Regions from separate parts of the Homo sapiens genome. Here regions 1, 3, 4 and 5 are each linked to region 2. A link is a loop called in an ENCODE intact Hi-C map of the cell type or tissue named here. Cell type or tissue: mammary epithelial cell. All regions are shown on one strand. Region 1 has its middle 390 kb from the start of ROCR. Region 2 has its middle 270 kb from the start of CASC17. Region 3 has its middle 370 kb from the start of CASC17. Region 4 overlaps CASC17 (cancer susceptibility 17). Region 5 has its middle 210 kb from the start of CASC17.

Region 1 (5,000 bases), 160 kb before region 2:
AAATTCTTGCCAGTCTTTGGAATGGCAAAGGCATGGAGCAACTGCAAGTCTAATTCACAGTTGTTTCTTATCACATTAGCATACCCTTAGTATGTGACTCAACAAGTCTACTCCTAGCTACTTCACCAAGAGAAATGAAAACATATGAACACAAAATGACTTGTGTAAGAATTTTAACACAGCGTCATTTATGACAGCCCCAAACTGGAAACAACTCATATGTATGTGAGTATGGCAGTAAGGAAACAAATTGTGGTATATTTAATGGAATACTACTCAGCGGTAAAAAGGCCCACTTGCTATTACATGCAACAGTATAGATGAATTTCAAAAGCTTACAGTGAGCGAAGAAGCCAGATTGAAAAGATCGTACACTGTTTAATTCAATTTTCTGTAAGAAGACCGAATAGTAAGTATTTTCAGCTTTTCAGGCCATATTGTCTTTGTTTCAACCGCTTAACTCTGTCACTGCAGCTCAAAAACAGCCACAATCAATATATAAGGAAGGAGTGTGACTGTAACAATCAAACCTTATTTGTGAACACGGAGATTTTAATTTCATAAGCATTTTATCTATCATAAAATATTCTTCTTGAAAAATCATTTAAACATGTAAAAAATATTTTTATCTTTAGACCTTTACTAAAAAAACTTGTGGGTCATAATTTGCAAATGCTGTGTTGTAGATGACACTGTACTAACGTAAATGTCATAAAGCAGATAAATAGTTGCCTGACGCAAAGGACGGGGTGGGGTTGATTGCAAAGAGGCACAAGGGTAATCTTGGGGGGTGATAGAAATGTTTGCTATCTTGATTGTAGTGGTGGTTATATATGAGTATATATTTGTTGCAACTCACCAACTGTACATTTAAAATGGGACGTTTTGTTACACGTAAATTATTCCTCAATAAAATAATAAAGTTAATTTTTCACAAAAAAAGAAAAAGAATAAACTGCAAGTAGAAGTAGATGTATTTATTTCACTCTTATTCTCCCCCAAAACTTTCACTAGCTTGAATGCTATTTTACAAGACAGCAAGCCTATCTTAGGAGGTAACAGAGTTTCCTCTGTTTTGGTTTTTTTTTTTTTTTTTTTTTTTTTTTTTGCAACAGTTAGGAATGGGGAGACTTGAAGGAAAAGAAAAGAATTAACTGATTATTGAGCTCTTAACTAGTTAGTTGAATCTATGGTATCACGGTCCTATACCAGTATCATGGTTACTATACCAGTAAGATACACCACGTTTAGAATCTTTTAAAAATTAATTTGATTCAGAGCTGCTGATTTCATTATCATTAAGATATACTGTACAATCATGGAAATGTGCTGAAAAATAAAGGAAGCAAAAACAATTTTAAACATTATATTGACATAAATGATAAAGCTACATAATAATGTCAACAATCAAGCTTAATATCAATTTAATGCTAGTATTATACTACATGCTTTACCTGTGTTATCTAAATCCTCAAAACATCCTTCTGAGGTTTGATCTCTTTATTGTCTTCCTTTTTTCATGGGAAAAGTGAGACTTGTTGAGGTTAACCAGCATGCTTAGACTTGCACAGATGGAAGCCAGGCTGTCTAACCCTAGAACCTTAGCTTGATAAGACCGAGAAAAGATTTTCTTTCCCAGAAGTCTTTATTAGAATAACAACAAAAACAACAACAACAAAAGACTAGGTATCCTGGCTTTAAATCCTCTGGGGATTTTGAAGGATGAGAATATAAGGGTCTTAATTTTCTAAGTCCCATTCCTTAGTATTGCTTTACTTAGTATTTACTTTGCTTTATAGTGTCTTAATTTTCTAAGTCCCATACCTTAGTATTGCTTTACTTAGTATTTACTTTGCTTATAAGTGTGCAAAAAAAGTTTGTGGAATGAAAGAATTATTTAGGAATTGTTCCCAGAGTGTTTTGGCCTTAATTCCTTATGTAAATGTTTTCTCACCATTTAAAATTCTTTTTTATTAAGATGGAATTCACACAACATAAAATTAATCATTTTAAAGTGTACAATTGAGTGGCATTTAGTACATTCGCAACATTTTGCAACCATCACCTCTATCTAGTTCTCTTTCCCTAATTTTTAAAATAAGTATAAACTTTAGGGTCTATACATTATTTTTGTGTCTTCAAACCCAGGACAAAAATATATATTCAGCTAGAAATGTTTTTGATCACAACTGCTGTCTTGTCTTTAGCAGTGTAAACCACTTCAGATGTTCGAGGCTTCTTGGTCTGGGTACCACCAACATACTCTCCTAGCTGTTGAATGAAGAACACATTGGCAAGTCAAGACAATCTTTTCAAGATCAGGCATTTGCTGGTTATGCAACCTGCATTGCTGATATTGGTCCAGTTGCTTTTACACTCCTGGAGTATGTCATTCCTTTTTGATCACTCACAGTATTTGCTGTCTTGATGGGAAATGAGCAAGAGTGTTACACTCAACCAAAGTATGTCTGGGACTAGGTTACAATTCTTAGAGTTCTCTTCACTGTCCTTAAATAGAGATAGGGAAACCGTGATTTGAAAGTTGTTGCATGCTTTCAGATGGTTTGGAAGTCGGAAATTGTAGACACCTGGGCTGTTATATTACTCATGGGCTTGTTTTATGACCAGGATTGATGCCAGATGAATGTTGCTTGGGCAGGCTGCGGTGCTCACTCCCAGGTGAGAGTTTATAATGCCCTTCTGATAAGGAGAGAGCCACGGGGCAAATTACTGCTGGGCTCTGAAAGTTCACCAGAGATGGCGATCAACAGCAGACATCTGTTTACTTCCTTAACTTTGTGTATGAAATTCCCAGATGTGTATGCATCAAAAATGAGGGAAAAAATGAGTTACATCTTCTTTTATCAGTTGTCTATGTCATTCTACTTCTTCATAATTGTTTTTTTAACTAGAGTAAGATGTATCTGTTTGTATTAAACTGCTTTCTCATGATATTTTGGGGAACCTACTGAGTGGGAAAGGAAAAGAAGAAAAATAAGAAAAAAAAAAGAAGCAATCTTTTGGATAATCAATCATCAATCAGTCTTCCTCCCAGACCATGCACCTGTTCCTTTCAAGTTCATTGCAGAAGTGAATGAGAAAGGATTTTATTATATTGTGACCTTCTGTCTAAATTTTCCTTTATGAAGCAGTTGCAGCAGATAGTGAGGCTCCAGGAACTGCAACTGCAAGCACTATAAATACAGTTAAACAGACACATCTGGGAACAATGGTTATTTTTATGATAGAATAAAATTTCTATGTTTAAATAACACCCCATGAAAACTAATTAATCTTTAAAGTGTTAAAAATGTCCAGAAAATTATATTGCCTTGTTGCAATACATAAGAAGAGGGCATTCAAATCTGATGTCTGCTAAACTCTGTGATGACTTTTTATTTTTCTGGTGTCACTGTTCAGGCTTTGAAAACCAGATATACAATTCAAACAAACTACATAAGCAGGTGAATGCTCCAATTTCATTTTTATAGTGTGACTCAGCAGCTGTACTCCATCTAAGGCAGGTTGGACATAATAATAATTCACTCTAATTACTCCTTTCTGATAATGGGTACTCTTGGCATAATCCCCGAAAGAAAGCTTTGAAGTTGGCTCAAGTTACCAGCAGGAATCATGATAACACATTTTTATGATTCTTAGAAGTTTTTGTCCCCAGAGATCTCCAGATAGTTCTCTTTCAATGATTCATATACTTAGTGTTGCCTTATGACATATTTCCTGGAAAACTTTTAATCTCAGATGTTTTCCCTATTTGCCTAGCGTTTTCTCCTGCTACCCAGAGAGCCTCATTCTATGAAATGACACCATAGTGAATATAATACATGAACTGCACATACAGAAAAATATCACAAACTATGATGGAAATGACTTTTTCATATGACACCATTTTTGGAATATCCATGTGACTTTCTGAGTTTATAGAAATGATCAAGAAACGTATATACATCAATGGAGAAAAGATCTTTTATGGGCCTGCTATTTTTGCCTGCTGCTTCAACTACAAGTCTAAATAAAAGGAAATCAGAGAAATGTTTCTCAAAAAAGAAAAATACTGAAGATCAAAATAGTTGTAAGATGGTACAATGTTCTCCATAGACTTGACCTTAAGCATTCTGGTAGAGTGGTCATTTATTTTCTCAAGGATTTGATTTTCATGTCATACCGCTCTTCAGCAAATGCCACCCAATGTCATTTCTGTTAAAGTCCTAAATATATGCATTCTAAACCACAGCTCAAATAATATTTAATTGTTATTCTCTTGTGTTGTAATTCTATGCCAGTGAGGGGGTGGAAGAGTGGTAACTTATCACCAAGTATAGCATTTCATAAAATCTTTGAGCAGACAGAAATAACTTCCTTCAAAAGTATACAGGGATACTTTGATGTAGAACATATTTGTTCTTGCCCTCTGGAAGTCACTCATCACAGGAAAGACAGTTAATGACTTTCCCCAGATACGCATTTCTTCCTGTTTCTGTCATTCTTTAAATACTTGTCTTTTGCCACTAGCTTTTAGTCATTCATTACTGTGTAGATTTGAATAGCTGCAAATTCCAGAGGGAGTAAAATTGAATAATATCTAAACTCATATGGCCAAACATACAGACAGGGCTTACAAAGTACCTCAGTACCCAGGGTCCTATTTGCTTAAATTGTTTAGGCACCACTTGGGAAGGAACTCACCCAAGAAAAGAGTCCACAGACACAGCATATGGATAGGGGTGGTGTAGGCAGAGTTTGTGGATGGGTATGTATTTTGGTATTGGGAGAAGATAAGAAATTATCAACTGGGGCATAAGTTAAATATGTATAAGTTACATAAACTGCACCCATTTTGAGCATATACTTTGAGAAATTTTGAAAATATAACTCTGTGTAATCACCTCCACAACCTAAATATAGAACATTTATCAGCCCCAAAATTGTGCCCCTTTGTAGTCAATTTCAATTCTTCAACCTCTGACCACAGGCAACCACTG
Region 2 (5,000 bases):
TTTCTCAAGGGCAAAACCCAAATCAGGCCGCCAAAGCCACAAATCACGTATGCCTTGCACTAAACACCCACAGAAAAGCGGGGCAGCATACACACATGTGCCTTTAGATATGTATTTATACTGCAGAAGCTAAAACAATGGTACAGATTGAAAATAGAAGGAGACCAAGCCAGCAAACAAGACCCTACATAGCCATCATCTGGGAAGCAAAATTGCACAGACACAATTAGAAACCAGACATGCAGTCTCACCCATTCACCTAGGAAGAGTTAACAAAACTTGAAAGGAATTGGTATTATGTCCTCATAATGTTGGCTTTGAGTTGGAGGTCTTTTTTCTAGACTGGTTTACTCTCTTCCTCTCTCTCTCTCTCTATATATATATTTTTTTTAATTAATTTTTTTTAATTAATTAATTTTTTTTTTTTTTGGCAGAGTCTCACTCTCACCCAGGCTGGAGTGCAGTGGCATGATTTTGGCTCACTGCACCCTTTGTTGCTCAGGTCCAAGCAGTTCTCCTCCCTCAGCCTCCTGAGTAGCTGGGATTACATGTGTGTGCCACCACACCCAGCTAATTTTTCTATATTTTCAGTAGAGACATGGTTTCACCCTGTTGGCGGGGCTGGTCTCGAACTCCTGACCTCAAGTCATCTGCCCGCCTTGGCCTTCCAAAGTGCTGGGATTACAGGTGTGATCCGCACCTGGCCTAACGCTCTTCTTTTTATCAGAGAACCAGTGCCTTTGAATACTCTATCTTACCATTTTACTAATAAGTCATCGAGTTCTTCAGTTGTGTTAGATTTTAAATGATTGAAATCATAAAGTTATGATGATATCATGAAGCTATATTCCTCACACAGATAAAAACCTGCAAGAAAAGGAAAGAGTTTGCTAAAGTGGAGTTTTAAGCATCAGTTAGTAGGTGAGGCAAGATTTATTTGGTCACGGGGATCTCCAGCACCTAAAAGCAAATTCCTAAGTCAGTGCCTAACCTGTCAACTTCACATTCTGAGGGTAAAGGTGCTACATTTGAGGAAGCCGTTTGGAACTTTTTCAGAGTTTCCGTTTTGTTAATTCAGATGCCCCTTGTTTTCTATTGAGTGAAGAAGGTGACAATAGGTGCGGAGTACAGTTTTTTTAAGATAATTGGCAGTATCTCTAAGACAAATTTAGTTCTGTAAAAGGAAGGTGGATTGCAAGAGGACACTTGTAAGATATCGAATCTCTTTTATCCTTCCAATCTTTATTGCCCTACTTGATCATGCTTTTATGAGTGGGTACTCTGGATTCAAATAACATAATTGCCAAGATACAAAATACATTTTGCTCAAAACATTTTAAAATGGCACAAACAGATTGGCACTGGTGTTACTGAAATGTAAGAAGCTCTACAATTTCCCAGTTCTAAGTCATTGACTGACACAATTCAAATTGACTAAGTGAAATTTGTGTGTTTGTGCGTGTGTGTTTTCCTACCAGCAACCACTCTGACTTGTGTCTCAAATCATTCTTTATGTGCATTACATATATATGTCTATAGTCAATAAATGACATCTAAATTATTAGAATAGTATCAGATATGACTAGATAGAATTATGTGATATGCCTCTTTGTAACAAAGCTGTGATTTATTAAAGATTATAGAATATTGTAACACAAAATTATGTATCCTTCTTAATAGCTGGTATTTATTGAGTGCTTACTATATGATAGGCATTGTTCTAAGTGTTTCATATGGATGGTCTCACTTCACCCTTAGAGCAGCCATGTGCCAGATGTGCAAATATTATCTCCTATTTTATAATTAAGAAAACTAAGGCTTAGAGAGGACATTTCCTCAAACTCAGTTTTAGTAAGTATAAGTATTGAACAAGAAACATTTATATTTCTAATCGATGTCTGAGTAAAAAAAATTAAAGATGCAATTTTAATCTATATATAAAGTGGTAATATAAAAATTTATTTCAGCAAATTAGGACACTCTACATTCAAATTTAAAAGTTATACTTACTAAATAGGGGTTCATTTTTTTAACATTCTTTTTTGTAGGAAATGAGACAAAGCACTCTTCTTATAAATAAAATATCAGATTTTAAAATTACTATTCTAGTTGACCTAGAAATATAGAGGTCAACTTTTAATAATTGAGGAATGGAGCTCAATTTAATGTTTCTTATGTCTAATTGGAAAATTGTGCAAACAGAAGAAGATGTACACATAGTAGGCACTTTATAACTGTCAGGTTATAAGGCTAATCGGCTGAAAATTGGGTCCAAATTATTTGCAATTAAATTTTGAGTCACTTGGGTCTGGCTGTTACTTTGAACAGATTAACTTTCCAACAGTACACATGCCCCTGGTCTCTAGCTGAGAACGTAAGAGGGAGAGGGTTATTGCACCCTCTAGGGGTAGCTTGTAGAAAAACCTACCGAAGTGCAACTACCCCAAACAAAAAAATAATGCTCATTCCTAGCCCCGCAGATAGGAAAGGAGGGAATGCATGAGCGTTGAGAGAAGCCACAGAGTCCTCCTGCCTCTGATGTGTGCCTCCACTGGCTCACACTTGGAACTGTTTCATCAGATGTCTTACAGGGACTCTAACTCTATCAAATCCAAAATCAATTTATTATTTAAAGGAAAAGTTTATAGCACACTATTAATTTTTAACTGCATGCTGTTTCTCTAGCCTTTCCATTCCAAAATAGCTGTTTATGGTGGCTGAATTTCTACCTTGGTTGGCAGGATTTATACAGTGACCTCTGCTGATCTGCTTCTGTATACTACGCAATGTCTGTAGCAGCTCCTCAAGTTAATATCACATGCTTCCCTGTAAAGAGCTTGACTGACTTACTGAGCATCAGGCTATCTTTTGAAGATAAACCAATTTTTAGGGAGAGACAAAAGATAGGATAAACTGATGATTGCATCAACGTCAATCAACAAAGAGTTATGAGTTGCTGAAAGTGAAGCATAGAGGCAAGTACTGAGAATAAAAACATATAGTTAGGCAAAAACCACAATTACTTTTGCACCCACCTACTATAAGGGAGTTCATACTTACTGCACAGGGTACATGTCAGGCTGTAGACTAAGGAAATTCTATTTAGTGCCTTATGTAGTTACTCACTATACCACCTAAGAGGTGTTTTATTATTCCCATTTTTTAGAGAATGTGAAAGCAATTCTGAAAAGACAAACATATTCAGAATCACACAGTCAGTAAATAGTAGAGAAAACATTAGATCATTGGTCTTTCTCTTTTTCTTATGCTCTTACTAACTACTATAACCTCTGTCTTCCAAGAAGGTATAACATAATTTGTAATAGTTGGAGAGAAAAAAATCATGTAAAAGAGAAGAGCATTAAGTATAAAGTTGGTAGCACCACTTAATTAAAGTACTACAAATTTGTGACAGGATAAAATAGAGCAGGAAGTGGGAGCTCACAGTGTGCTGGGGTGGGTGGGAGGGTCAGGGAAAAGAAAATTTGAATTAACATTTATGATGGCTGGAAAAATTAAATAGAATAGAGGAAATAAAATGATTTCAGAAAGATGAGGAAATGAAATAACATGAACTGTCCGGGCGTGGTGGCTCACGACTGTAATCCCAGCATTTTAGGAGGCCAAGGTGGGTGGATCACCTGAGGTCAAGAGTTAGAGACCAGCCCAGCCAATATTGCAAAACTCTGTCTCCACTAAAACTACAAAAATTAGCTGGGCATGGTGGTGAACACCTGTAATCCCAGCTACTCAGGAGGCTGAGACACCAGAATCTCTTGAGCCCAGGAGGCAGATGTTGCAGTGAGCTGAGATCATGACACTGCACTCCAGCTCTGAGCTACAGAATGAGACTCTGTCTTAAAAAAAAAAAAAAGAAAAAGAAAAGAAAAAGAAAGAAATAACATGATTCAACTCATGAATTATCATTTTAATGTAACATAATAGATTAATTAATCAGATTGCTGTTCTACCTCTATGCTGTAAAGTAATTTGAAATCTGATTAGAGGGAGAGTCAGATGAGACAAAGAAGCAACAAGGAAAGAATTTTGCAGCTTAAGTAACATTGAAAGACAGCAGCCCAGACAAGGTGCTACAATTTAAAAATTCTGACTAGTTAAATAAAATCAGGGGCATTCTGGAGAAATGGAAAAAATTAAGTGTTGGAAGAAAGAGTAACTGAAGCACAAAAATATTTTTGAGTGGGCTTCAGTCAAATTTGGCCCATTCCCTGGTTTTCCTTAGGAATATGTTTTCTTGAATGTATAATTTAACATTCGTTCTCACAATAATTTTTTGCCTCCCTGGAATGATAAAACACTTCTAAATTAGGAAAGAACATTTGACAAGGTGCTGGAGGCATGGTGTGTTATTATGACACACAGAACAGGAGGAAGACCCCAGAGTAGTTAGGCGCATTAATGGAAGATGTTACATTGGGCTGGCTCAGATCCCGTCAAGGCCAGCCCACACGGTGCATGGTTTAAAGGGAACTATAGATGTAGCTCAAAGTTGACCCCCTTCCAATGAGAAAAAAATATAAAAGGTCACTTCAACCTTCCTGCCAAATTGTAGCTGTCCATGCCTGCATGTAAAACTGATGTTGTCAATTGCTGGAGGCAAACTGCATATGATAGGCTTGGAAAAAAAGTCTAAGAATGGTGCATCATGTACAGCAATATAATCTTTCAAATTATTTCATGCTTAGAAATAGGGGGCTGGGTGCGGTGGCACATGCCTGTAATTCCAGAACTTTGGGAGGCAGAGGCGGGCAGATCACGAGGTCAGGAGTTCGAGACCAGCCTGACCAACATGGTGAAACCCTGTCTTTCACTAAAAAATACAAAATTAGCCAGGCGAGACACATGCCTGTAATCTCAGCTATTCAGGAGGCTGAGGCAGGAGAATTGGTTGAACCCGGGAGGTGGAGGTTGCAGTGAGCCAAGATCGCGCCACTGCACTCCAGCCTGAGCAGCAGAGCAAGACTTTGTCTCAAAAAAAA
Region 3 (5,000 bases), 99 kb before region 2:
TTATGGGTAATAGAAAATATGAACACTAGTTCAGAAGACAGAAGGTGTCTCTTCACACAGAGGGCTGACCTAAGACCTTGGCATCTGCCGCAGGTCCTAAGCTTGTAGGGTTGCCTTGCTGTCACAGGTTGTGCTTGGATTCTCTTCTGTGCTGCGTGTGACCAATTGTTGGCCTTATTCTTATAAAACTAGTAAAGCCTTCATGGAAACAAACAACAGGGTTCTGAAACGCAGAGACCCGGATTAAGAACCCAAGCTCCGAAGTCCTGGTGTTAGCAAAAGCTCTTTCTGACCCTGATGGGATTCCTAATTTGGGGAGAGTTGTCATGGTTTTCCAAATAGTTTCAGTGTAAAAGCCTCTACGTGTTTAATTTCATTTTTCAGACAGCTGAGATTTAGTGTTAAGCAAGGGACAATTGGTGTGGCCAAGTCCATGGATAACAAAGCTGAATTGCCCTAGGAAGTCTGCAGAATGATCTGGGGCTTTAGGTGTATAAATCTGACTTTAATTGATTTATAAGGCCTTATTGTCAGCCTTTATTCAGCAAAAAGGCCCACTGATTTTCTCCCATAATTTTCTGCAGTGGAAGGTTGGCCCAACTCAAATACTTTCCACAGGAATATAATTATGTCTTGCAAATAGTTTTCAAAAATCATCCAAAGATTCCACTTGTCTTGCAAAATTTGCAAGGAATAAAATCACATGTACGAATGTCACTGCCACCTCTTTTTCCTCAGTTACTTTCAAATCCTGCCATCCTCACTCCACTCTCACCATGCCACTCTGCCAAAATTACACCCAAAAAACCTGCCTGCAGAAATTGTGTTTTTAGGGAGCTTGATTAACCTAAGTAATAACAACCACAACAATAAACTCTGAGGGAGTATGGAAGAAGGAAATGTTTAATACATTGAATTTGGTCTGTCTTTTCATTTCCATTAGGTCAATCTTGATTTTTCTTAGTAGATTTTTTGACATGGCTTATCTGCACTGCTTATTTAAGAAAAAGTGGTTACTAAAATTGATACAGATTTTAAAAAAATCTCCTATCATTGAAAAACTTAAAGTTTAAAACAAAATTTAAAACAGGGTTGAGGTATTTGGGGTTTTTGTAGTTTGGGAGCAGGGTAGGGGTTTTATATTATGGATTTCCTGCAAGACTCAGGGGTCTGCAGCAGAGATGGCCACAAGCCCTATGCATTACACCTGAAGCCTCTTGTCTAATAAAAATCCTGCAGAAACTGGGTTTTAGATTTAACCCTACTAAAATTAAGTATGTGATATTAGGCAACGTACTTCACCTTTTGGAACACAGTTCCTTTTTTAGTGAGGCAAAGTAATAATACCAGTTCCACAGAATTGTTACTTTTTGACAATTAACTTATTCATCTCCAAAGAACTTTATGAGATAGTTTAGATTTTATAAACTGTATTTTACAGATGAGGAAACTGGAGCACAAGCAGATTAAATAAAATTAAATGACCCAACATTCTGTGGCAGAGCCAGGATTTAAATCTAAGGTTTTGGTTCTAGAGACCTCAGTACACTTGTAAACAACGTTAGACAATGTTTTTATTTTATTTTATTTTTATTTTTATTTTTTTTTTTGAGACAGAGTCTTGCTCTGTCACCCAGGCTGGAGTACAGTGGCACGGTCTTGGCTCCCTGCAAGCTCCGCCTCCCGGATTCACACCATTCTCCTGCCTCAGCCTCCTGAGTAGCTAGGACTACAGGTGCCCGCCACTACGCCCAGCTAATTTTTTTTTGTATTATTTTTTTTAGTAGAGACAGGGTTTCTCCGTGTTAGCCAGGATGGTCTCGATCTCCTGACCTCGTGATCTGCCCGCCTCGGCCTCCCAAAGTGCTGGGATTACAGGCGTGAGCCACCGCGCCCAGCCTGACAATGTTTTTAATATACAGCCAGACTCAACACTCATCTCGGTTTACCTCAAGGCTTTATTACCTATTTGCTCCTCTTGTTACACACACACACACACACACACACACACACACACACACACACATCCTTGATGATTAAAAAAAAAATTGGCTTCAAAGTATATTTGCTTTAAGCTATGTAAATAAGAGAAGTATATCCTGGCAACTTGTCTTTTCTTTTATATTGCAAATTTAAAAACAAATTACATCTAACCAACTATTTAGCTTCCCACTAGTGGGCAGGTTCTGGCTGGCTAGAATCTTTCTGAATGACTGTGTTTCCCTTCAAGGTGGGTTGGATAGCATGCAGAAGAATCTTGGTGGTGGTGGTGAAAGGGCGACCACACATTCTTTTTTTTTTTTTTTAATTTTCTTTTTTTTAATTATTATTATACTTTAAGTTTTAGGGTACATGTGCACATTGTGCAGGTTAGTTACATATGTATACATGTGCCATGCTGGTGCGCTGCACCCACACATTCTTAAAGTGTTGCAAATAAACTTCTGCCTCCTGAGTCATGGGACATATACAGAGGTCCTGACAGACTTCCTTCCCTTGCCATCCTGGGCTGCACACTGCTGTTTTTGTGGAACTAGTTCTGTGTAGACATCCCCACTTCTTGTGTTATCTCTAAGACCTTATAGAGACTGACACATCTCTAAGAATGTACCAAATGGATCTAGACCAGTGATTCTTAACCAAGGATGAGTCCCTCCCTTCTCACAGACGTTTAGCCATGTTTGGAGACACTTTTGGCTGTCACAACTGCAGGTTGTGCTGCCAACCATCGTAAAAGACACAGGACAATCCTTCACAACAAAGGATTATTTAACCCAAAATGTCAATAGTGTCATTATTGAGGATAATGGCAATATTGATCAAGAATACCTACAATTCCGTTTTTGTAACATACTTCTTGGGAAAGGACTACTGAATTACCATAAGTATGCCTACAAACATCTCTTAAAATTCACATCTGCAAATGCAAATTAAAACCACAATGTGATAGCACTGCATACATAGCAAAAGTGATAAAATGAAAAGGAAGGGAAATAGTAAGACTTAGCAAGCTATGCAGCCAACCAAAATTTCTTTTTCTTTGTTTTTTTTTGAGATGGGGTTTTGCTCTTGTCACCCAGGCTGGAGTGCAGTGGCGCAATCTTGGCTCACTGCAACCTCTGCCTCCCGGGTTCAAGTGATTTTCCTGTCTCAGCCTCCCAAGTAGTTGGGATTAAAGGCATCTGCCACCATGCCCGGGTAATTTTGTATTTTTAGTAGAGATGGGGTTTCAGCATGTTGGTCATGCTGACCTCAGGTGATCCACCTGCAGTGGCCTCCCAAAATGCTGGGATTACAGGCATGAGGCACCATGCCCGGCCCAACCAAACTTTCGTATAAGCTGATAGGATAGTAAGTTGATTAAGCCACTTTGAAAATGATTTAGCAGTTTGTTAACTAGCTTTGTGTTGCTATAAAGGAATACCTGAGGCTGGGTAATTTACAAAGAAAAGAGGTTTATTTGGCTCACGGTTCTGCATGCTGTGTAAACAGCATGGCCCTAGCATCTGCTCAACTTCTGGTGAGGACTCAAGAAGCTTTGACTCAGGGCAGAAGGTGAAGGGGAAGCAGGTGTGTTCCATGGCAAGAAAGGGAGCAAGAGAGAGAGGAGGAGGGTGTCAGACTCTTAAACAACTAGCTCTCATGACTAATAGAGTGAGAACTCACTCATTATTGCAGGGTGGGCACTAAGCCATTCATAACCCAAACACCTTTCAGAAAGACCCACCTCCAACACTAGAGATCACATTTCAGCATGAGATTTGGAGGGGACAAATATCCAAACTGTATCGGGCAGTGTCTAATAAACCTGAATGTATGCATACCTATGACCCAGGCAGTCTACTCCCAAGTTTATACTCATCAGAAAGATGCACCATATATTCACCAAAAGCATTCACTAAAATGCAACACTAATTGAAGTTGCCAAGAACTGGAAACAAACTAAATGCCATGTCAGTTGCAGAATGGTTAAATATCACATTGTGGTATATTCACAGAATTAGACACTATAGAGCAATAAGGGAAAAATATCTACAATGCCACACAATACTACAAATGAATCACACAAAAACAATGTTCAGTGAAAGAAGGCAGACACAGAAAGATATAGTTTATGATTCTATTTGTATAAAGTCCTAACTAGGCACAGCTAACCTATGCTATTAGAAGTCAGGATAGAGAGCATCCTTGGTTGGGCAGTCATGACTGGAAGGAGGCATGAGGAGCACACCTGGAAATTTGGGAATGTTCAGTTTCTTGGTCCTGCTGGTTACACAGGTGTGTTCACTTTGACATTCATAGCACTGTATACTTTTGATATGTTCACTTTTTTCTGTATGTGTATTATTCTTCAATAAAAATTTTTAAATGTGCAGCTGGTGTTCTGGAAAGTAGGACTGGATGTTTCTATTAATTTTTTTCCCTCATATTTTAATGCAGATTTGTCCAATGGCACCTTAAAAAGCCCGAAGAATTTAGCACTGAGGAAAGCAAAGGAGGGCAGGAGCTTAATCCTCAGGTGGCAGAGTAAAGCAACAGGCAGGCTGGGGTGCAGAGAGGAGAATTTGCTTGGGAGGAGGCCCCTGAATGAATGAATTACAAATGTCAGGGGCTTAAGAAAGACACACTGGTCAGCACTGAGTCAAGAGGACTAAGGTGACTGACATCTACAGCAGCTTCATGGGGTATGAGGAAGGATGTTTTAGGCAGCAATTGTCAATGGGACTCTGCTCATGCCATGATTTGCCTTAAATCTTGTTTCTCTGTGTGTGTGTGTGTGTGTGTGTGTGTGTGTGTGTGTGTGTGTGTGTGTGTCTGTCTGTCTTTCTCTCTCTCTCAGGCCAGATAATGCTTTGGATCAAGAATCAGTTCTTGTTTGCTTTGTTTTGTTAATATCTAGAAGACAAGTGGGTGCTGAGTGTCTTCTAGTAGTTTTTTTTGTTTGTTTTGTGCAGCTAGCTGTGTGATGCTGGGAAACTCCTGTACCTTCTCTCTGCTCC
Region 4 (5,000 bases), 350 kb after region 2:
AAAAGAATGGCTGGAATACTAGTGTAACTATAAAGATGACTGATATTGAGGGTTTACATAACATTTTCACCTGTCCATTTCTGACTGACAGAAAGAAACATCAAAAAAATAATCCACGTGTAATGAAACAGAGATACGTTATTTTTCTTAAATGTTCTTATCCAAATTTCTGGTTGTTTCACTAGGGTCCTAGGGAAATCCAACAGTGCTAGTAAAATGTGGAGCTGAGGAAAAGGAGAGAAGAATATGCATTTATAGTTATGGCTGCTTTTTAAGTAAATCTTCTGGTCCCTTTTTAGAAAACATAATGAAGGGCAGAGGGCCAGGGAATGACACTATCTTCATATCCCTCATGGTGCAGGTCCAACATCACCATTTGACAAAGCATTACTTAATTTCTTTAATTCCTTTCTTTGTTTAGCACCCTGCCCTTGCCTGTTGTTTGCTATTATTCAAATACCATTATAGCTATTCATGTAAAAGCCTGTCTCCTCTACCAGAACATCAGCTCTATGAGGGCAGGGACAGTCACTTTAATTTTCTATTCAGAGTACTTAGCAAATTACAACATAAATCTCTTTTGAATAAATTCAACTGTGTAAATCACATGCAAAATAGGATTTCCATATATTGAAGTGATCTGTGAAAGTGTCAGTTGAAACACCTACAGCTCTCCTCTTCTATGGTGAGGCAAATCCGTGCTCCTCATAGAAGTAGTTGGCACACTGTGTTTTGACATGGTACCCCATGCCCACGTGAACCTCATCTAGGTTTTAAGGTTTGTGTGTCAGCAAGTGGACCCCTATCACATCCCACACACTACCTCCTGACTTTGTATCATGTCCAATGTGGTTATAGTGATCCCAGGAGCAGCCTCACCTGGCTCTCACGTCTTGCTCTCCAGGGACCTACTTAGTTTTCTACCAAGAGGCCATCTACCTAAATGCCATCTTGGAAATGTGTGTTTACAGAGTTTGGACATAAATTCCTTGGTTGTTTGATGCAGTTCCCAAAGACTCTGGGACTTTTGAGGCCATTTTTCTCACCTGGAGATGTCAACCATTCTACCCCATGAGCAAAGTTGTCTTTGCTGTTTGTCTCATGGAGTTGATACAACACAGCCCCAATCTAGAAGACAAGAAAGGCCCATAGTCCAAACCCAATTTTTACTAATTTAAGCACATTTAACCTGGAGAGAAAGCCAAGAGGCTGGATTGGTTGGGGTCATTTATTCTGCCAAGTTTGGGTGGGTTTGCACTAGCTGAGTGTTCAGTGCCAACCCTGATCAGTATGAACTGGCACAGTAAATTAAGCTACCACACCTTTAATGAACTTAATTCCCTTATTTTGACAGAGTTCCCATTTCCAGTGATTCACTTTACATTTTAGACACTTCTCCTATAGGTGTTTGCCAAAGGCCCTTACTGGCAGCCAAACACTGAATTAGTTAGAAACTAGAACGAAAAACCATCAAAATCATCATTGCATGTTCTGTAAGCCAATTTTGAGCCTTAGCTATTCAGGGTCAGAAGCACTTAGGGTAAGTTTTGAATACTTGCCCCATGTCTTTTCTATTTTTCAAGATTCCATTGCATTTTGTAAGATTCAGGATCCGGGGCTTTGGTCAGGGACTGTGAAGAGTATCAGATCTGCACAGACTCAGCACACTAGGCATTTACCAACTGCTAAATACCGTCATCAAGAGTTTGACTCTACTGAAAGAGAAGGAAACAGAGAGGAGTTATTTGGAGAAAGCAGGTTTGCCAGAATTAAAAGGAGGTACATTTATTCTCCACCGTTTGTCTATAATTACAAAATATTTTCGTTTTTGAGGATTAATGAGAGTTGAGGAAATTATCTCAGTTTCTCATTGAGTTTACACAAGAGAGATAGTAATGAGTAATATGATTTCTGTGTATCAGCAGGGTGCTAAGTGTTTTAAAAGCAAGGCCTACATTAACCCTTACAATTTAGTTAAGGTCAAACAGCTATTAAGTGTTAGAACTGAGACTGAAGTTTATATTTATCTGGTTCTAAAACCCATGTCCTTAAATGCTACTCCAGAAATCATCACACTTTTCATGGTAAGGGCCAGTTAGTAAGTCTTTTAGGATTTGTGGGCCTGGTGTTATGTGGAAAACACATAGTTCTGCAGTTACAGCACATGGCAGCAGCCATAGTTGATTTGTGAATAAATGAATGTGGTTGTTCCAATAAAACTTTATTTGCAAGAACAGGTGTTAAGCCAGAATGGTCTCATGGATCACAGTTTGCTGACCCCTGTTCCAGTCTATATTCTAAACTTGATGTTTCTCAAAATGTTTCCTTTTCTTTCAACAATTTCTGGAGTACTAGATCATAGAATATTGCATTTCATCAGATACTCTCTTTTCTGTCCTTTCATTCATTCATCAAATATTTATTGATTACTAATTTAAAATATATATAAATCAATCCCTAAAATTTTCCCTCACTCTCTCATTTTGTGTTTTTTTTCTTAATCAATTGTTTTATCCATCCTTTCTTTCTTGAGAGTAGATCAGACTTTCTGTTATCTGCCCTATGCTGCCAAAATTTCAGATTATCAAAAACCTTTTCTCCTTCTTTCTAAAAAAAAAAAACACACTTTGAGTTTAAGACATTAGGTGACCTTCTTTTGATATAAAGCAGCCAGTCACCTTCCCTTAGATTTCTTCTCAGGTTGTGTATAATCAGCAGTTTGGGAATCTGTAATGGATTTTCCAGGAGGCAACTCTGATGAAAATGTCAACTTTCTAAACAAAGACAGTTGTCAGAATGTTCTTTCAGAAACCCAGGTTATTCACTGTTTTTGTCATGTTGAGCTTTCAGCTCTTCAATAGTAAGAGGGCATTGCCACCTGGTGGAAAAAAATATTGAGGGGGTTAGATGGTCACCTGGGGAAAACATGGATAAGCACACTCGACATGAATTGGAGAATTTTATCCTGGAAACGTCATTTCAGTGTCGAATGATAGGAAAACAGACCTCTTCTATGTTCAGAACCTAAAACAATTAAATGAAAGAAAACACAGTTAACAATTGCGTTTAAATGGATACAGGTAATCTTTTTCTGGAATAAAATGACTTGAAAGGTTGTATGTTATTTCTAGTTATTAAAACTCCCCTGGAGCCATTTCTTCCTCATTTATAGAATTTTCCACTCTTTTTCTGTACTTTTCAATTACTTCCTTTACATGGTTTTGTTGTTGTTGTTCCTATTCTCAGTAATGCTCAGGTTGTCTTCGAGCTACTTTTTAAACTTTTATTCTTCATTAGTGACCTATATCCGCTGTCCCTAAGTTGTATCTGCCTACTTGCTGTCAGGCACTCTAAAATCTCTCCTTTATTTCTCATTGTCTTCCTAAATCTGCTCTCCAAAGTGTTAAATTTGATTTACTCACGTGGGTGTCTTCAATCCTTATGCTCATTGACCTCTTCATGACCTCAACGTCATCCTCAAAATTCTTCGTTGGTTTCCAACTGTGTGGTTTCCTAGTTGGATTCTTTCTGCTCTCATCTTTCCTCCTGTATTCATTGAATATGATCACTTTCTCTCTTTGCCTGGCTTTTTATCTGTGAGTCTTAAAGCTAAAAATGTTACCATCAGATTTGTCTTGTTCATAGTCTCACTTTCTGGATACATTCATTGATTCTCATGGCTTCCAATAAACATCAGATTAGACAAATACCTGCTTTCCTAGGCCTGTCCCTGGACTAACTTTTCTCCCATTCCTATTTTTTTTCAGAGGTACCCCAAATTCAACATGCCCTCACATCAGCTGAAACCCCGTCTTACCCAAACTGGGGGGAATGTATTTCTTATCATAATATTATTATTTCCCAATTCCTTCATTTAAATGAAGCCACGCTTTTCCTACTATTTTATGTTAGAAATCTTAGAGCAATTTAAAAATATCCTCTGCTTTACTGTTTTTATTTCAGTCTGGCATCATGGGTTCTCTTTGCTTTTTTTATTTTTAAATTTTGTGGTTGCATAGTAGGTATATCTATTTACGGGGTACATGAGATGTTTTGATACAGGCATAAAAAGTGAAATAAGCACATCATGGAGAATAGGGTATCCATCCTTTTAAGCATTTATCCTTTGAGTTGTAAACAATCCAGTTACACTCAAGTTTTTTTTTAACATAGAATTAAGTTATTCTTGACTATAGTCACCGTGTTGTGCTATCAAATAGTAGGTCTCTTTACTTCTTTAGGAGGTTTTATCTTGAGTGTAAACTTCATGAGTAGAAAAGCCTTCCCTCTTTTACTCACCATTGTCTCCTAGCACCCAGCACAGAGCTTGGAATATTATACATGGTTAATAAATATTCGTAGATAAATAAGTGGACACATGTCCTCTAAGCTTTCTGTTTTCTATTGCCGCTGCCAGCTTCTGTGTCCTGATTCTTTTTGCTTCATCCCAGGATACAGGAACATTCTTTATACTGTAGCCCTCTACTTTGACTATTCATCAAAATCACATAGGCAGCTCGTTAAATACTCAGTTTCCGAGGCCCCATTTCCAGATATTATGATTCAGTAGGACTGAAATCTCGATATTAAACAAGCACAATACTGAACTCATAGTCCTGGATCTTCTCATTCTCTTCTGTCTTATTTTGTTCTTATAAACTTCTATGCAAACAGTAGCATTCTATTATAGTCAGTTTACACCCACATTTTCCTCTTTGGCTTTCATTCTTATTGGTCTTCATTTCTCAAACAACCTGGATGCTTCTCAGGATCAGAATTAGACCTGTTTTCAGAGTCCCAGATTTATTTCCTAGCTCCTTAATCTCTTCAGTCATATCTATATCCTGTGGTTTCTGTGACGATCAAATGAGGTAATTCTTTAATGAAATTGACTTGTAAATGCAAACAGTCAGGATGCTTGTCAATTAGGCTGTTTTTTAGGTATTTTGTAAGTATTGTAACTACAACAATAGCTACCACGTACCTGCAAGATTATAAAT
Region 5 (5,000 bases), 60 kb after region 2:
CAGCATTCTGGCTGATGTTTCTTGCTAATATCCAAATGAAATCATATCTCAATCAAATTCTTTATTTTCTAGTTCAAATCTATCTACATTTTAAAAAGGTAAATTTCAAATGCTATGCTTTTATGATGCCTGGGATAGTATCACCTCTTAGGCCAAAATAAAGAAAACTCCTTTAAAGTTAATTCTAAAGAAGCCATGTACTCGGATGGTTTAAACTACCACCTAGGAAACACATTATTTTATATTTGAAAAGATACCAAACTTGAAAATTTGACAATCAATATTTCCCAGCTGCTCATCTCTAATTTGTGACAGCAACAATAATCTTTCAACTTGTTTGGATATTTTAAAATATTGATATTTTCATTCTTGTAATAACTGAAAACATTTTATTCTTTCTAAATTTTCTCTACCTTATGCCACTTACCCAGACTAGGAAAAAATGACAAACACTGCAAGAAAATTCCTTTTCAAAATCATTCAATTTCTGACTTTATTTCCAGAGAAATTTTGGGTTTGATCACTTGAGGAGATTCAACACTCAGGGGAAACCTCCCAGATGCAATATGTTGAGTATCTCACTTCAACAATTTACAATTGAATGTAAGTTTACCTGGGCTATTTCCACTGTCGAGATTGCCTGCTACTCCTCCTGTTTTGCAAGTAGACTCTAATGTTATAGTTTTTTATTGATTGCTTTTACCAGTATACCATCCACAATTTCTAAATTCTTTAGGCCTGAAGGTTTCTCAGCATTCCTGGAGAATTTATTAGTTTGGAAGAAAGGAAAGAAAAATGGATCCCTGGAAATGCTAAGAGGCTGACCAAGAATACGCTTTTGTCTCCCATGGGGTGAAAAATTAGTCATATACCATGCAACTAAATATTCCTTAGACCCCATATTCGGCTTTTTGTATAAAGTCTGTTAAGTTCTTGAAACATATGGAAAGGATAGATAGTCTAGAATGACCTGGGATATTGGTTTTTTCAAATGAGCCTCAAGAATGTCTCCTCTAAGACCAAACAAAATCAAATTCAAATTATCATTTTGATGACTAATATAGTTTGAATATATGTCCCCAGCCAAATCTCATGTTGAAATGTAATCCACAGAGTTGGAGGTGGGGTCTGGTGGGAGGTGCCTGAATCATGGGGGCAGATCCCTCATGGCTTGCTGCTGTCTTTGGGATAGTGAGTGAGTTCTTGCAAGATATGGTTGTTTGAAAGTGTGTGACTGACACCCCACTCACTCTCTCTCTCTCTCTCTCTCTCTCTCTCTGTCTCTCTCCCTCCTGCTTTCACCATGTGACATGCAAGCTCCCGCTTTACCTCCTGTCATGAATAAAACCTCCCTGAGTACTCCCCAGAAGGCAAGCATATGCAGGTGCCATGCTTCCTATACAGCCTGCAGAACCAAGAACTAATTAAACCTCTTTTCTTTATAAATTACCCAGTCTCAGGTATTTCTTTATAGCAATACAAGAAGAGCCTAATACAATGACATATATCAATTGACCATTACATGAAACTGTTAATACTACTGCCCTACTTCATTCTAAAAGACAAACACATTGCTCTTGCTTACAGCCTCAAGTCCAAAGGAAATTAGGCTGTAATTAAGAAGAAATCACTGCCAGGCGTGGTGGCTCATGCCTGTAATTCCAGCACTTTGGGAGGCTGAAGCAGGCAGATATCTTGATCCTAGAAGTTTGAGACCAACCTGAGCAACATAGCGAAACCCCCATATCTACAAAAATTAGTTGGCTGTGGTGGTGCATGCCTGTAGTCCCAGCTACTCAGGAGGCTGAGGTGGGGGGATCATCTGAGTGTGAGAGGTTGAGGATGCAGTGAGCTGTGATAATGCGCCACTGCACTCCAGCCTGGGTGACAGAGTGAAACTCTGTCTCAAAAAAAAAAAAAAAAAGACAGTTGTGTCAGAGAGAAAAGCAGGAAGTAATCTCTGTATCATCTTTCTCACTGTTGTAAACCTGCAACATAAGTATTATCCTAGATTAAATTTGCTAACTAGACACAAGGAGCTAAACTTGACCCATATATATAACACGTGTAGCCCATTTTTGTGAAACATGTGACTTGCAGGAATGTATATAAAATATATATGTACAGTTGAATGATAAAAAGCAAAATAAACACTTGCCATCCATTGTGCAGCTTATCTTAAACCAAAAACCCCCAAGTGACTCTCCCAGATTGCATCCCCTTCTGTGATAGAATAATGACACCTCAATGATGTCTCTATCCTAATCCCCAGAACCTGTGAATAGGTTACCTCAGGTGGCAACAGGGACTTCGCGGCTGTGGTTAAAGTAAGAACTTTGAGATGGGGAGATTATGTTGGATTAACCAAGTGGGCTCAAAGTAATCATAAAGATCCTCATATGAGGGTGCGGGAGGAATCAGAGTCAGAAAAGAAAGATATGATGAGGAAACCAAAGGTTGTCATGATGAGCCATAAACCAAAAAAAATTCAGAAGGCCTCTAGAAGCTAGAAAAAAAAAGGAAACAGATTCTCTCATAATGCCTCCAGAAGAAAGACAGCCCTGCCAATATCTTGATTTTACCCCTTGAATTCTAGAAGTATAAGAGAATACACTCATGTTGCTTGAAGTCACTAAGTTTGTGGTAATTTATTTAATAGTGGTCATAGGAATCTAATACACCCTCCTTCCTCTGGAAATAATCACTATCCTGACTTTTCGGATAATCATTCACTTACTTGCTTATTTGATTTTAAATTTGTACACCTGTGCATGTATCTAAACAATTTACTGTTCAGTTTGTGTACCTGAGTAGCAAGCACAATCCTGGCTGTGTAAGGATAGGGTAATGTTGCTACGACTTACATGAGATGTCCACAGAGAAAATAAACTGAGCAGTAGCTCTGGTTTCAGTTCCCTGAGAGTTTACAAAATCTCTTTCTGGGTAAATCAGCGGGCAAGCTCATGAGTAAGGCTTGAGTAACCCAAGACTCATCAAGCTGGTATGCCTGGTGCAACTACAGTATGAGCCTCGTACAAAATATCTGGCAGAAGTCTTTTCACTGGGTTAATATGTTCCACTGTCTACACTTACAGAGGCTTATAGGTCCCACTTATAAGTCGCACTTCGAAAAATTTGTTTTTTTCCTGTATAGTTTCTCTTCCACCTCTCTTTATTCATTTTGACCACTATCTTCTATGTTAGAGTCTTTAAAAAAAATTATCTGTTGATTTGGGGCTTTCTGCTCTATGAAGACTAATCCACCAATTAGAGTCATGCTGTTGGAATTGCTCTTAGGTTTACTGTAGAATAATTTGGGGAGCTATTGGTTTGGGATCCCTTGATGTCAGGATCCTAAGGGAACACTAGTCAGATTTTCAGGAAAACATTTTCCCAATTTCCTGTCTGAAGATTAACAATCGGGTCACCCATCTGTTTGGTGCCAAATGGGGAAAGAAGGCTGGGGTGCAGGGTGATTCCTTTTAAGATTCAGGATGCATGTGGCTGCTTAATCCCTTGTTTTCATTCTTTACAGTATCCACATTCTCATCCTTGTCTGCCATCCTGCAATCCACAGACCCTCGATTTTATACTAGCCACGGGACCAATCTATAGTATCAAACGTGTAGGGAAGAACAGTTTGCTCAGAATGTGTTACAGTGGACAGGTGGGGATCTCTCAATATGTCTCCATCAGCTTCTCAGCCCTTCTGATGTTAGCCATCCTGCCTTCTCCCCGAGTTGCAGAGGTATGAGATACCACTGACTGAGCTTTTTTGAAAATTCTGAGAGAATTTAGCTTTCCTCATTCCAAGCTTGGGATTTTGCTTTCTTGGGTCAGCTAAATCCATTACCACTGGGCCATCCCCTTACCAGCTTCCACAACATTTCAACTATCGTCCTTCACCAATTTTGTACATCCTCAAGGCTCACGTATTTAAAAAAAAAAATGCATTATTGTAATTTTAGCATAATTTTTGAAAAAAAGGTTAATGTGTCTATTTAATCTACCTTACAAGTATATAGGTATATGTGTGTAATGGAGTCAGCTTTGTTGATATGTAAAATAAATAAGGATATAATGAGAATATTGTAGATCAAAATCCAGATTTGTGACTTCTCATAACAGATCAGAAGACTTGCCAGCATGAAGTCCATGATAATAGTTAGTTCTATCCATTTGCCAACTGCGTCCTTTAATATGAGTGTGAACTTTTTTATAGGTATTTTATTTATTTATTTATTTTACTTTAAGTTTTGGGATACATAGACAGAACATGCAGGTTTTTTACGTAGGTATAAATGTGCCATGGTGGTTTGCTGCACTCACCAACCTGTCATCTAGGTTTTAAGCCCCGCATGCATTAGGTATTTGTCCTAATGCTCTCCCTCCCTTTCCCCCAACCCAACAGGCCCCAGTGTGTGAAGTCCCCCATCCTGTGTCCATGTGTTCTCATTGTTCAACTCTCACTTATGAGTGAGAACAGAGCATGAACTTTTTTTTTCTTTTTTTTTTTTGAGATGGAGTTTCACTCTTGTTGCCCAGGCTGGAGTGCAATGGCATGATCTTGGCTCCCTGCAACCTCCGCCTCTCGGTTTCAAGCGATTCTTCTGCCTCAGACTCCCGAGTAGCTGGGATTACAGGCGCCTGCCACCACACTTGGCTAATTTTTTGTATTTTTAGTAGAGACATGGTTTCACTATGTTGGCCAGCCTGATCTCGAACTCCTGACCTCAGGCGATCTGCCTGCCTCGGTCTCCCAAAGTGCTGGGATTACAGGCAGGAGCCACCAAGCCCGGCTGAGCATAAACTTTTTAAACAGTCTCCACTACTCCTTTTTGTCTTACAGTGAGAGCATTTCATTATTTTGTGGTACTTTCTTGACCTTTGCAGTGTGAGAAATAACCTTTCATAAATCATACAAATGAACACTACTTCTTAAATTTTATATCATGAGGAGGATATCCAAATGTGGATATTTTTTGTTCATTTCTCACTTT

The links. Hi-C counts contacts between places; a loop is a spot of excess contacts. Peaks named below come from ENCODE experiments on the same cell type or tissue, not always from the same donor. Only the 100,000 strongest peaks of a DNase experiment are listed, where the experiment ranks them.
Region 1: a loop joins it to region 2, with 6 times the contacts of the local background. A loop is called at or near these places in 3 of 110 quality-filtered maps.
Region 3: a loop joins it to region 2, with 7 times the contacts of the local background. A loop is called at or near these places in 3 of 110 quality-filtered maps.
Region 4: a loop joins it to region 2, with 8 times the contacts of the local background. A loop is called at or near these places in 28 of 110 quality-filtered maps.
Region 5: a loop joins it to region 2, with 2.9 times the contacts of the local background. A loop is called at or near these places in 4 of 110 quality-filtered maps.

What each region holds. Positions count from the first base shown.
Region 1 is chr17:71,631,136-71,636,135 of GRCh38, reverse strand. No RefSeq gene overlaps it. Among named protein-coding and RNA genes, the nearest start is that of ROCR, 390 kb to the left of the region's middle. In mammary epithelial cell, no CTCF peak of the experiment used is centred here; DNase peaks (open chromatin) are centred at 1,545 and 2,445; H3K27ac peaks cover 3,879 bases.
Region 2 is chr17:71,470,791-71,475,790 of GRCh38, reverse strand. No RefSeq gene overlaps it. Among named protein-coding and RNA genes, the nearest start is that of CASC17, 270 kb to the right of the region's middle. In mammary epithelial cell, a CTCF peak has its summit at 2,403; a DNase peak (open chromatin) is centred at 2,400.
Region 3 is chr17:71,570,026-71,575,025 of GRCh38, reverse strand. No RefSeq gene overlaps it. Among named protein-coding and RNA genes, the nearest start is that of CASC17, 370 kb to the right of the region's middle. In mammary epithelial cell, no CTCF peak of the experiment used is centred here; a DNase peak (open chromatin) is centred at 2,115.
Region 4 is chr17:71,116,136-71,121,135 of GRCh38, reverse strand. All of the region lies in intron 3 of CASC17 (cancer susceptibility 17), which reads left to right. Among named protein-coding and RNA genes, the nearest start is that of CASC17, 84 kb to the left of the region's middle. In mammary epithelial cell, a CTCF peak has its summit at 2,882 (motif pointing left); a DNase peak (open chromatin) is centred at 2,865; H3K27ac peaks cover 236 bases.
Region 5 is chr17:71,410,996-71,415,995 of GRCh38, reverse strand. No RefSeq gene overlaps it. Among named protein-coding and RNA genes, the nearest start is that of CASC17, 210 kb to the right of the region's middle. In mammary epithelial cell, no CTCF peak of the experiment used is centred here; a DNase peak (open chromatin) is centred at 2,955; H3K27ac peaks cover 3,251 bases.